Regions from separate parts of the Homo sapiens genome. Here region 2 is linked to region 1. A link is an interaction called in ENCODE POLR2A ChIA-PET data of the cell type or tissue named here. Cell type or tissue: PC-3. All regions are shown on one strand. Region 1 overlaps CHMP4B (charged multivesicular body protein 4B). Region 2 overlaps ZNF341 (zinc finger protein 341).

Evidence for each region. Peaks named below come from ENCODE experiments on the same cell type or tissue, not always from the same donor. Only the 100,000 strongest peaks of a DNase experiment are listed, where the experiment ranks them.
Region 2: POLR2A ChIA-PET joins it to region 1 with 9 read pairs; 4 of 35 experiments call an interaction of 5 or more read pairs at or near these places.

What each region holds. Positions count from the first base shown.
Region 1 is chr20:33,842,057-33,847,056 of GRCh38, reverse strand. All of the region lies in intron 1 of CHMP4B (charged multivesicular body protein 4B), which reads right to left. Among named protein-coding and RNA genes, the nearest start is that of CHMP4B, 33 kb to the right of the region's middle. RefSeq lists an enhancer at 2,975-3,274. In PC-3, no CTCF peak of the experiment used is centred here; no DNase peak of the experiment used is centred here; H3K27ac peaks cover 319 bases.
Region 2 is chr20:33,761,084-33,766,083 of GRCh38, reverse strand. ZNF341 (zinc finger protein 341) reads right to left here. Exons shown (of 15, transcript NM_001282933.2): 8 at 4,029-4,222. Among named protein-coding and RNA genes, the nearest start is that of ZNF341, 32 kb to the right of the region's middle. RefSeq lists an enhancer at 4,198-4,699. In PC-3, no CTCF peak of the experiment used is centred here; no DNase peak of the experiment used is centred here.

The DNA.
Region 1 (5,000 bases):
GACTCTTCTTCAAGTCTCATATTTTGTGGGATTTCCACATGTACATATGTAACTAAATATGGTTTTTCTCTTGTTAATCTGTCTTATATCAATTCAGTTTGTAGCCCAGCCAAAGAAACTAGAAGGGAAGCTATTTTTTGCTCCCCTGCAATGGGCATCAAAAGCTAGGAAGGAGGCTTAGCACAGACTCTGTCAGAAGAAATGGCTGAGCTGGACTGGGCTGGGTCAGGAGCACTAGCCTCACACACACATGCACTCAGCATGCACACTCCCCCATGTCCTGGAGTTCTGGACCACAGCCATCTCCTGCAGACTGGAGGTCAAAACCCCCTCCCCCATGAGGCTGTGGTTTCTCCATATGTCACATGAATAGGTCCCATGCTCCTTCTACTCACACCCGTTGGCCTGGGATTCCGTCCTAAGGACCATTTGCCAAGGGAAAACGGCTTGGCCTGCGTATAGCACACAGCTCCTCCAAAAGCAGCAGAAAACTTCTCCCAGCCAGTCTTTCCAACAAATGCTGACCAAAATACATACATACACACATAAAGAGAACTCGTAAAACATCTGAACAACAATGAGATGTGCCTCATTAAAATCTGAAAAGCCACTGAATCCGTAATCTCCCTTGATTCTGATGTTGGCTGGAATGGCCCAAGACTTCAAGAAACCCATCATGCAGTCACACCAGGGGATCCTCAAGACCTTCACTCTCATCTTCTGTTAGCACTAAGTCATGCTCACTTCATAAGGGCCTCAAAATAGCAACCCTTTAAGGTTAGATGATAAGGTTAGTTGATGAGGAAACTGAGGTTCAGAGATGTCCTGTGACTCAGCCCAGGTAACTGGCAGAGAGGGGACTTAAACCAGGTATGGAACCCCAAAGTCCCTGCCCTGCCATTATGTTATGCCCCCCACTTAATGAAAAAGGTAGGATACTGCCCTGGAGGGATCGTCCAGTCATGCAGGAAGTGACATGGGGACTGTGGGAACACAGAAGAGGGAATGCAAATCCAACGATTCCTTTGCTGAAAAATCCTCAGTAGCTCCCTTTGCCATATGGTTTAATATGGCCTGCCCGGTCCTGCAGAGGCAAGACGTTAGAATTCTCTCCATAAGCCCAAGTCCTGGGAGCCCTAGCACAAGGTCTACAGAACCGCCTTTGCCATCAGTAATGTCAGAGGGAAGAGGTCCTGGGAGAGTCCTGTAAGTGCCCCAGGGCGTGGGGCTGCAGGCCTGCTTCCTGTGACTTCCTTGGTGCTGTGTTCCTTTTCCACAAAAGCCATACCCTAGACATACTCTAATCACCAAGTGATTGTGAATCCTTCCGAGATCAAGTGCCAATGTCCCACAGGTGCCCCTTTCTCAACTCCCCTCCAGCCAGCTCCATCACCCACAGTCCAGCCCATCATTAAGATTCACCAAGGCCTTCCATACCAGGCACGCTGGCTCACGCCTGTAATCCCACCACTTTGGGAGGCCGAGGTGGGTGGATCACCTGAGGCCAGGAGTTCAAGACCAGCCTGGCCACCATGGTGAAACCCCATCTCTACTAAAAATACAAAAATTAGCCGGACATGGTGGCGCGCACCTGTAGTCCCAGCTACTCGGGAGGCAGAGGCAGGAGAATTGCTTGAACCCAGGAGGCAGAGGCTGCAGTGAGCTGAGACCGTGCCACTGAACTCCAGCCTGGGCAACAGAGCAAGACTCCATCTCGGGGGCAAGAAAAAAAAAAGATTCACCAAGGCCTTCCAAGAGCCTGCTGAGTGATGGTGAACAAGCAACGGCAGTCCCTTCCGCCTCCTATTTCATTTAATCATCCAGAGATCCCAAATGAACAAGGAGACTGGGGATCAGAAAGGTGATGCAGCTCACCCAAGTCATCCTTCTGCCAAGTGAGGAGGGGAGTAGTCTGTGTAACTCCCAGCTCTATGCTCTTCCTCACAGTCTCAGAACGACAGCAAGTGACTCTGAGACCGTTCATAAGAGCAAACACTCGGCCGGGCGCGGTGGCTCACACCTGTAGTCCCAGCACTTTGGGGGGCCAAGGCGGGTGGATTACAAAGTCAGGAGATCAAGACCATCCTGGCTAACACGGTGAAACCCCATCTCTACTAAAAATACAAAAAAATTAGCCGGGTGTGGTGGCAGGCGCCTGTGGTCCGAGCCACTTGGGAGGCTGAGGCAGGAGAATGGCGTGAGCCCAGGAGGCGGAGCTTGTAGAGAACCGAGATCACGACACTGCACTCCAGCCTGGGCGACAGAGCAAGACTCCATCTCAAAAAAAAAAAAAAAGAGCAAACACTCTTTGACAGAGCTGCCTTGCTTTTCAGCATCCCGAGTGTAGCAGGAGCTTGGTAAAATGCTTATGAAACTGATTTTATACAGTCAGCTACATTCTTATATTTAAAACCAAAGTTATTTCCCTATTAACATCATAGATTTAGAACTGCTTTTTCTCCAATATATTTTCCACTGGCAGTGACTCCTTGTATGCCAACCCTAACTTCCTCTGACCTCCACCTCCCACTTCTAAAATCCCCCAAATAAATGATCTGGAAGCAAATACGCAAATATACCAGGGAGGAAACCAAGAGCCCATCCCCACCCCGAATGAAATAATGCTGATATTATTCATCTTTGCAGATCAGCAATCCAGCACAATGACTGATACACAGTAAGTGCTTAGTATCTACTAAATTGAACCTGCAATTTCATTTGTCTTACAAGGTTTTCATGTATTCTATCCAGGGTTCTTCATGGGGGATCCACCCATATTTTATCTCCCGTGCACCTCTGACCCACAGAATTGACGTCTTACTGAAACACAGGCTAGAACAATCATTTGGCAGCATCTTTCCACTGCATTCCTCCTGGCCCATAAAACAGGGACTTCCCGCAAGCACCTGGCTGTAAGGTGTGCTCTCTCATACTGGGGATAGGACCTGAGCAAACAGTATGAGGGACAGTCCCGGGGTATCCCCCCAGGACTCCCCTTCCTGCCTGCAGGGTTCACACAGCCTCTTCCCCTCTTCGCAGTGAACTCTCCAGGATGTTGATTTTTCTTATCTAGATCCATCTGCTGTCTGTGTTTCTCAACTAGTTTAGAACTCCAAAGAGAAAGGCTACATGATTAATTTTCCCCCACAGAAACACCTAAACATGCTTCATGAGTAAAGTTACCTTGAAAATAGACATGGGGTCAGCATCTGGGCTGCAGAAACAGATGTAGACAAATATTCACAGCACTTGAACCACCTCCTATATCTTACAAATGCATGGCTCCGGTGGTGAGGTGTAACAGGGCAAACTAAAGGCTCAGAGGTATTAGAGTGCTTCCACAAGTAAAACGCCATTCTTCTTGAATACTATTACACTTAGTAAAACTTCCTCCATGCCAACCTTATTTCTGACCACAGAAATTTGCTTCTATCTGTAACCAACCCAATGTTTTCATAAATATTAAATATATACTGGTTCTTAATGTTTTGCCTTAACTTTTCCAGATTCCTGATGGTTAGATTAAAAAACAAGTACCGAGTTAAAGAGAAGCTGTTCAGCTAAATCAAATATTCAAAAAAGAGGTGTCTAAAGAAACCCATCTTCTGCCAGAGAACCCCCAGCACCATTTATAAACACAATGGCTTTAACAATTGAAATCTAAGCCAGGCCAATAGAAGTTTAAGAGGTTGCTTTTAGATGGGAAAAAACAGTCCTTGGAATCTCCATATTTAATTATGCCTTTGCCAGTTCCAAGAGAGTAATTACAGCAGCAATTACAGAATCTAATAACCAGCTTTATTGGCTGTGAAAGCTGAAGCAAAAACAACTCCAACCATGTTGAAATAAACATTGGTCTCCAGACAGTTGCTTCATTAGCCCCTCCAAACAGCTATTTAGAGGAAGGATACAGAACAGATACCCTAAGAAGCAGAGACCAGTCAAAAAGACGTTCACCCAGGATGGAAACCCTTTCTGTGAGGCAACAGCTAGTGATTACAGAAACCATTTTTAGAGAACACATCAGTTCGATACAACTAGACAGGACGTTCCTTTCTCCTAGTCAAACACGACTTCTCTGAAAAGCTGCTGAGGACGGCAAGTCTGCCTGTCCCAGATCTGGGGGCGTTCAGTATAGGGGCAAATAGCCCAGGGCACCTCAATAGATGCCAAGAAGTCATAACTATACACTCATTACTAGTATAGAGAAATTCAGGCATGGAGGGAAGGAGGGCCCAATAATATGCTCTCACTAAACGAATGGCAGTGTCTACAGTCCTTCTGAAGACCCCAGAGTCTACATTTGAAGTCATCTAACAGAAGGTACAGGGCTGGGAGGGAAGAGGGCTGCTGCTTTCCCACTCTCAGCGTGAACAACAAAGCAAATGAACACACTCCTGAGGTCCTGAGGACACTTACACACAAATGCAACACCAGGACTCCAGCCTAAGTGAGCATTCTGAAGAACCCTCAGCAGCCTGGTCCCAGTAGGGCTACTGGCAGGCAGGGAGCCGAGCAAGGCTGAGGGGGCCCCACTTTGCCTGCCTCCAGCAATCACTCAGATAGCTCCTCCTGGCTCATTCTGCCAGTGAATAAACTCAGATATTCAGGGTGCCCTTAGCCAGGAGAACTATGCCTGGCCCTGAAGCCACTGGTTGCTCTGCTGGACGGAGGAAGTGATGGGGGTGTCATCTGTGATCTGTCATCTGCCCTGTGTGTATGGGCAAGAAAAGACCCAAAATCAAGTCTACGGCCATACCACCCTGAACATGCCCAATCTTGTCTGATCTCGGGTGACCCAAAGTCAAAACAACACAGTTAACCACCAGTGTCAAAGAAACCCATTCTCCTGTAAAGATGGTTATCAGTGACCATCCTTGTACCACATGGCATTAGAGATCCCACCAAACTTTGACTAAGTAAGAGTTACGATCATGGCATCAAGAATAGAGGGGGCTTGAGGAGCTCTTGGAGATAACGAAGACCAACCCCTCATTAGA
Region 2 (5,000 bases), 81 kb after region 1:
GTGAAACCCCGTCTCTACCAAAAATACAAAAAAATTATCTGGGCGTGGTGACGCACACCTGTAATCCCAGCTACTTGGGAGGCTGAGGCAGGAGAATTGCTTGAACCCGGAAGGTGGAGGTCGCAGTGAGCCAATATTGCGCCATTGCACTCCAGCCTGGGCAACAAGAGTGAGACTCCATTTCAAACAAACAAACAAAAAAAATTGTAATCATCTGTTTCATCATCCTTCCCTCACTACACTGTTCCTCACTTTCCTTGACATCAGGGGCCTCTGGCCTCATCCCTGCAGGCCCAGTGGCCTGGCACATAGTAGGCCTCTATAAATGTTTGCTAAATGGTTAAACCTTTGGTGCTAGGCACTAAAGGAGTTTCAAAAAAAATGGAAGAAATTATTTATTCTTTAGGGCCGTGTGATGGCTCATTCCTATAATCCCAGCACTTTAGGAGGCCGAGGAAGGAGGATCCCTTGAACCCAGGAGTTCAAGACCAGCCTCAGCAACATAATGAGACGCCATCTCTACAAAAAATAAACAAAATTAGCTGGGCATGGTTGCATGTGTCGGTGGTCCCACCTACCCAGGAAGCTGAGGTGGGAGGATCACTTGAGCCCGGGAGGTTGAGGCTGCAGGGAGCCACCATCATGCCATTGCACTCCAGCCTGGGTGACAGAGCAAGATCTTGTCTCAAAAGAAAATTTTTTTTAAAGAAAAAAAAAAGGAGTTCACAAGAACTCAGAAGGCACACAGTAGGGCTAGTTCCAACAGGAAGCCTGAAGGAAGGTCAGATAAAAGTGGTCACACATTGCTTTCCCAGCAAAACACTCCCTTCATTACCTAGCATGTGCCTGGCATTGCTCACCCTTGGGTCTACATGGGAATGGCTTAGACTCTGGCCTTACACTATCCAATAAAGTGGTCCTGAGCCACACGTGGCTACTGAGAACTTGAAATGTGGCACCAGGCATGATGGCTCACACCTATAATTCCAGTACTTTGGGAGGCTGAGGTGAGAGGATCACTTGAGCTCAGGAGTTTGAGACCAGCCTGGGCAACAAAGCAAGACCCTGTCTCTACAAAAACAATTTTTAACAATTAGCCAGGCGCAGTGGTGCACCCCCATCCCAGCTACTTGGGAGGCTGAGGAGGGAGGATCACTTGAGTCCGGGAGTTCGAGGCTACAATGAGTTATGATTGCACCACTGCACTCCAGTCTGGGGTGACAGAATGAGACCCTAACTAAAAAACAAAACAAAACAAAACAAAAAACAGAAAGAAATGTGTCCAGTCCATATCCAGATGTGCTATAAGTGTATATACCTGCTGGATTTCAAAAATTTATTAAAAAAAGAATATAAAGTATATTCAATCTTTATATTATATGTTAAAATAATAATGTTAATATATCGGGTTAAATACCAGGAGGTGGAGGTTGCATTGAGCCAAGATCGCACCACTGCACTCCAGCCTGGGCGACAGAGCAAGACTCCATCTCAAAAAAAAAAAAAAAAAAAAAAAAAAAAATATATATATATATATATACACATACACACACACACATATATATACATATATATATACACACACATATATATATACACACATACACATATATGGTTAAATAAGATATATAATTAAAATTAATTTGATCTTTTTAAAAATTGCTTTTAATGTAGCTACTAGAAAATTTTATTTCATTTATTTATTTAAGATTATTTTTGCCATTAAAGACAGAACTTTTTGTTTAAATAGAGATGGGGGCCAGGCGCAGTGGCTCACGCCTGTAATCCCAGCACTTTGGGAGGCCGAGGTGAGTGGATCACGAGGTCAGGAGATGGAGACCATCCTGGCTAACACAGTGAAACACCGTTCTCTACTAAAAATACAAAAAAAATTAGCCGGGCATGGTGGCGGGAGCCTGTAGTCCCAGCTACTCGGGAGGCTGAGGCAGGAAAATGGCGTGAACCCAGGAGGCGGAGCTTGCAGTGAGCTGAGATCGCGCCACTGCACTCCAGCCTGGGCAACAGAGTGAGACTCCGTCTCAGAAAAAAAAAAAAAAAAAAAAGAGAGAGATGGGTTTTACCATATTGCCCAGGCTGATCTTGAACTCCTGAGCTCAAAAGATCCTCTCACCTCAGCCTCCCAAAGTGCTGGGATTACAGGCGTGAGCCACCATGCCCGGCTGAACATTTTAAATTACATATGTTGTTCATACTATATTTCTGTTGGGCAGCGCTGCTCTAAACCTAGTAAGTTCTCAGTCCTCATGCAAGAAAGAAACTAAATCAATATCAGGGATAGGAGCATTAGCTCAGGGACAAATGATGAGAATCCCACATGTATAAAGAGCTTTGGAGACCAACTAACCTTGGAGGTCAAATAGCTTTCAACTTCTGATCAACTACAGTGACTGCCTGGAGCAACATATAGAAAACAGATTCTGAGCAGGGATGGTGAGGGAAGGCAAGGGTTGAAAAACTACGTGTTAGCCAGGCATGGTGGCTCACGTCCGTAATCTCAGCACTTTGGGAGGCCAAGGTGGGTGGATTACTTGAGGTCAGGAGTTTGAGACCAGCCTGGCCAACATGGTGAAGCCTTGTCTCTACTAAAAATACGAAAATTAGCCAGGTGTGGTAAAGGGCACCTGTATTCCCAGCTACTCGGGAGGCTAAGGCAGGAGGATCACTTGAGCTTGGAAGGCAGCGGTTGCAGTGAGCTGATAGCACTACTGCGCTCCAGCTTGGGTGGCAGAGTGAGACTCTGTCTCAAAAAAAGAAAAACTACCCGTTGGTACAATGTCTAGTATTTGGGTGATGGGTACACTAGAAGCCCAGCCACCACCATTATGCATCTAATACCCATGTAACAAACAAGCACATGTACCCTCTAAATCTAAAATTTTTTAAATGAATGTAACTTAAACATAGAAAAGGTAATGCAGTGTGCTATGATTTTACAATGGCAACAATGTCACTAGATGACAGAAAATTTCCAGCTCCATTATAATTTTATGGGACCACTGTCACATATGCCATCTGTTACTCATGGAAACATCCTTACATAGCATGTGACTGTATTACTATGGTGGCTGTCAAATAGTTATTTTCTAATTTAATCATTATTTCTACTTTTATCAGTTCACATTTTACTATAAGAAAGGGCTTTCTTTAAATGTGGCACATATATACCATAGAATACTATGCAGCCATAAAGAATAATGAGTTCATGTCCTTTGCAGGGACATGGATGAAGCTGGAAACCATCATTCTCAGCAAGCTAACACAGGAACAGAAAACCAAACACCGTATGTTCTCACTCATAGGTGGGAGTTGAACGATGAGAACACATGGACACAGGGAGGGGAACATCACATACCAGGGCCTGTCGGGGGGCTGGGGACAAGGGGAGAGAGAGCCTTAGGACAAATACCGAATGCATGCAGGGCCTAAAACCTAGATGATGGGGTGATACGTGCAGCAAACCACCATGGCACACGTATACCTATGTAACAAACCTGCACGTTCTGCACATGTATCCCAGAACTTAAAGTAAAAATAAAAAAAAAAAGAAAGGGCTTTCTTTTATCCCCTATTTATTTATTCATTCATTTATTTTAACAGTAGGGGATCATAAATTTTTATTTTATAGTAGTCTCCCCTTACTTGCAGTTTTGCTTTCCATGATTTCAATTACCCAAAGTCAATCATGGTCTGAAAATATTAAATGGAAAATTCCAGAAATAACTCATAAGTTAAAAAAAAAAAAAGATTCTGAGGTGAGATCCAGGCTCAGCAAAAAATGGGTAGGTGATTGAATAGTGATGTCTGCCATGGGTACAGTATTAGAGTAATGCCACACATGTTGTATGTTTGTCATCCTTCCTTTCATCTTATGCCACATTTTATAGATAAAGGTAGATTGAAGCCCAGAGAGGTCATGGGGTTTGCCCAAGGTCACACAGCTAGCAATAAAACCTGTGAAGCGGCAGAAGAGAGGTGTGGGAAGCATGGCGTTCCCTACTTCCACCCACCTGTGCTTTCCTCGTCCTCCTGCCTGCTGGGGTTCAGGGCCATGACCTGTACGGTCACAGAGTTTCGAGACACGGTGCCACCACTGTGTCCTGGAGGCCACACCTTGTGGGTCTGCATGTGTTTCTTAACATTAGACTTCTGGGCAAAGGCACGGCCACATGCAATGCACTGGAAGGGCTTCTCACCGGTGTGGCTGTGGAAGACAAGCTTGTCAGTGCCCTCCTGCAGGAACGGGGACGAGGCCTCAGCCCAGGAGCTCACAGCCACAAGGAAGGCCCAGAAAGAACATCCAGATGCCACTTGCCACATTCTGACACCACGGCGACAAGCCCCTTCGCTGAGGCAGGCAGACCAGAGATGGAAAGACCCTGGGTTCCGGGTCACGTTACTGAGCTGCTCATCAACAAACCCTGGAGCCGCCCTCCTCTGACCATCTCATACTGTGACAGAACATTTCCTAATTGTTCAAGCCCATTTAAATGAGGACTTCTGGCCTGGCACAGTAGTTCACGCCAGTAATCCCAGCACTTTGGGAGGCCAAGGCAGGTGGATCACTTGAGGTCAGGAGTTCGAGACCAGCCTGGCCAACATGGTGAAACTCTGTCTGTACTAAAGATAAAAAATTAACTGGGTGTGGTGGTGTGCATCTATAATCCCAGCTACTCAGGAGGCTGAGGCAGGAGAATTGCTTGAACCCAGGAGGCGGAGGTTGCAGTGAGCCAAGATTGCGCCACTGCACTCCAGCCTGGGTGACAGAGTGAGACTCCATCTCATAAATAAATAAATAAATAGGGACTTCTGTCATTTGAAGCAAAAAACATTCAAGTTGTCACAGCACAGCACTTGTACCACAGTTTAACATTTTTCTTCAAATCAACTCACTTTTTTAAAACTTAAAATAATTTTGTGGCTCACGTATGTAATTCTAGCACTTTGGGAATCTGAGGCGGAAGGATCACTTAAGCCCATCA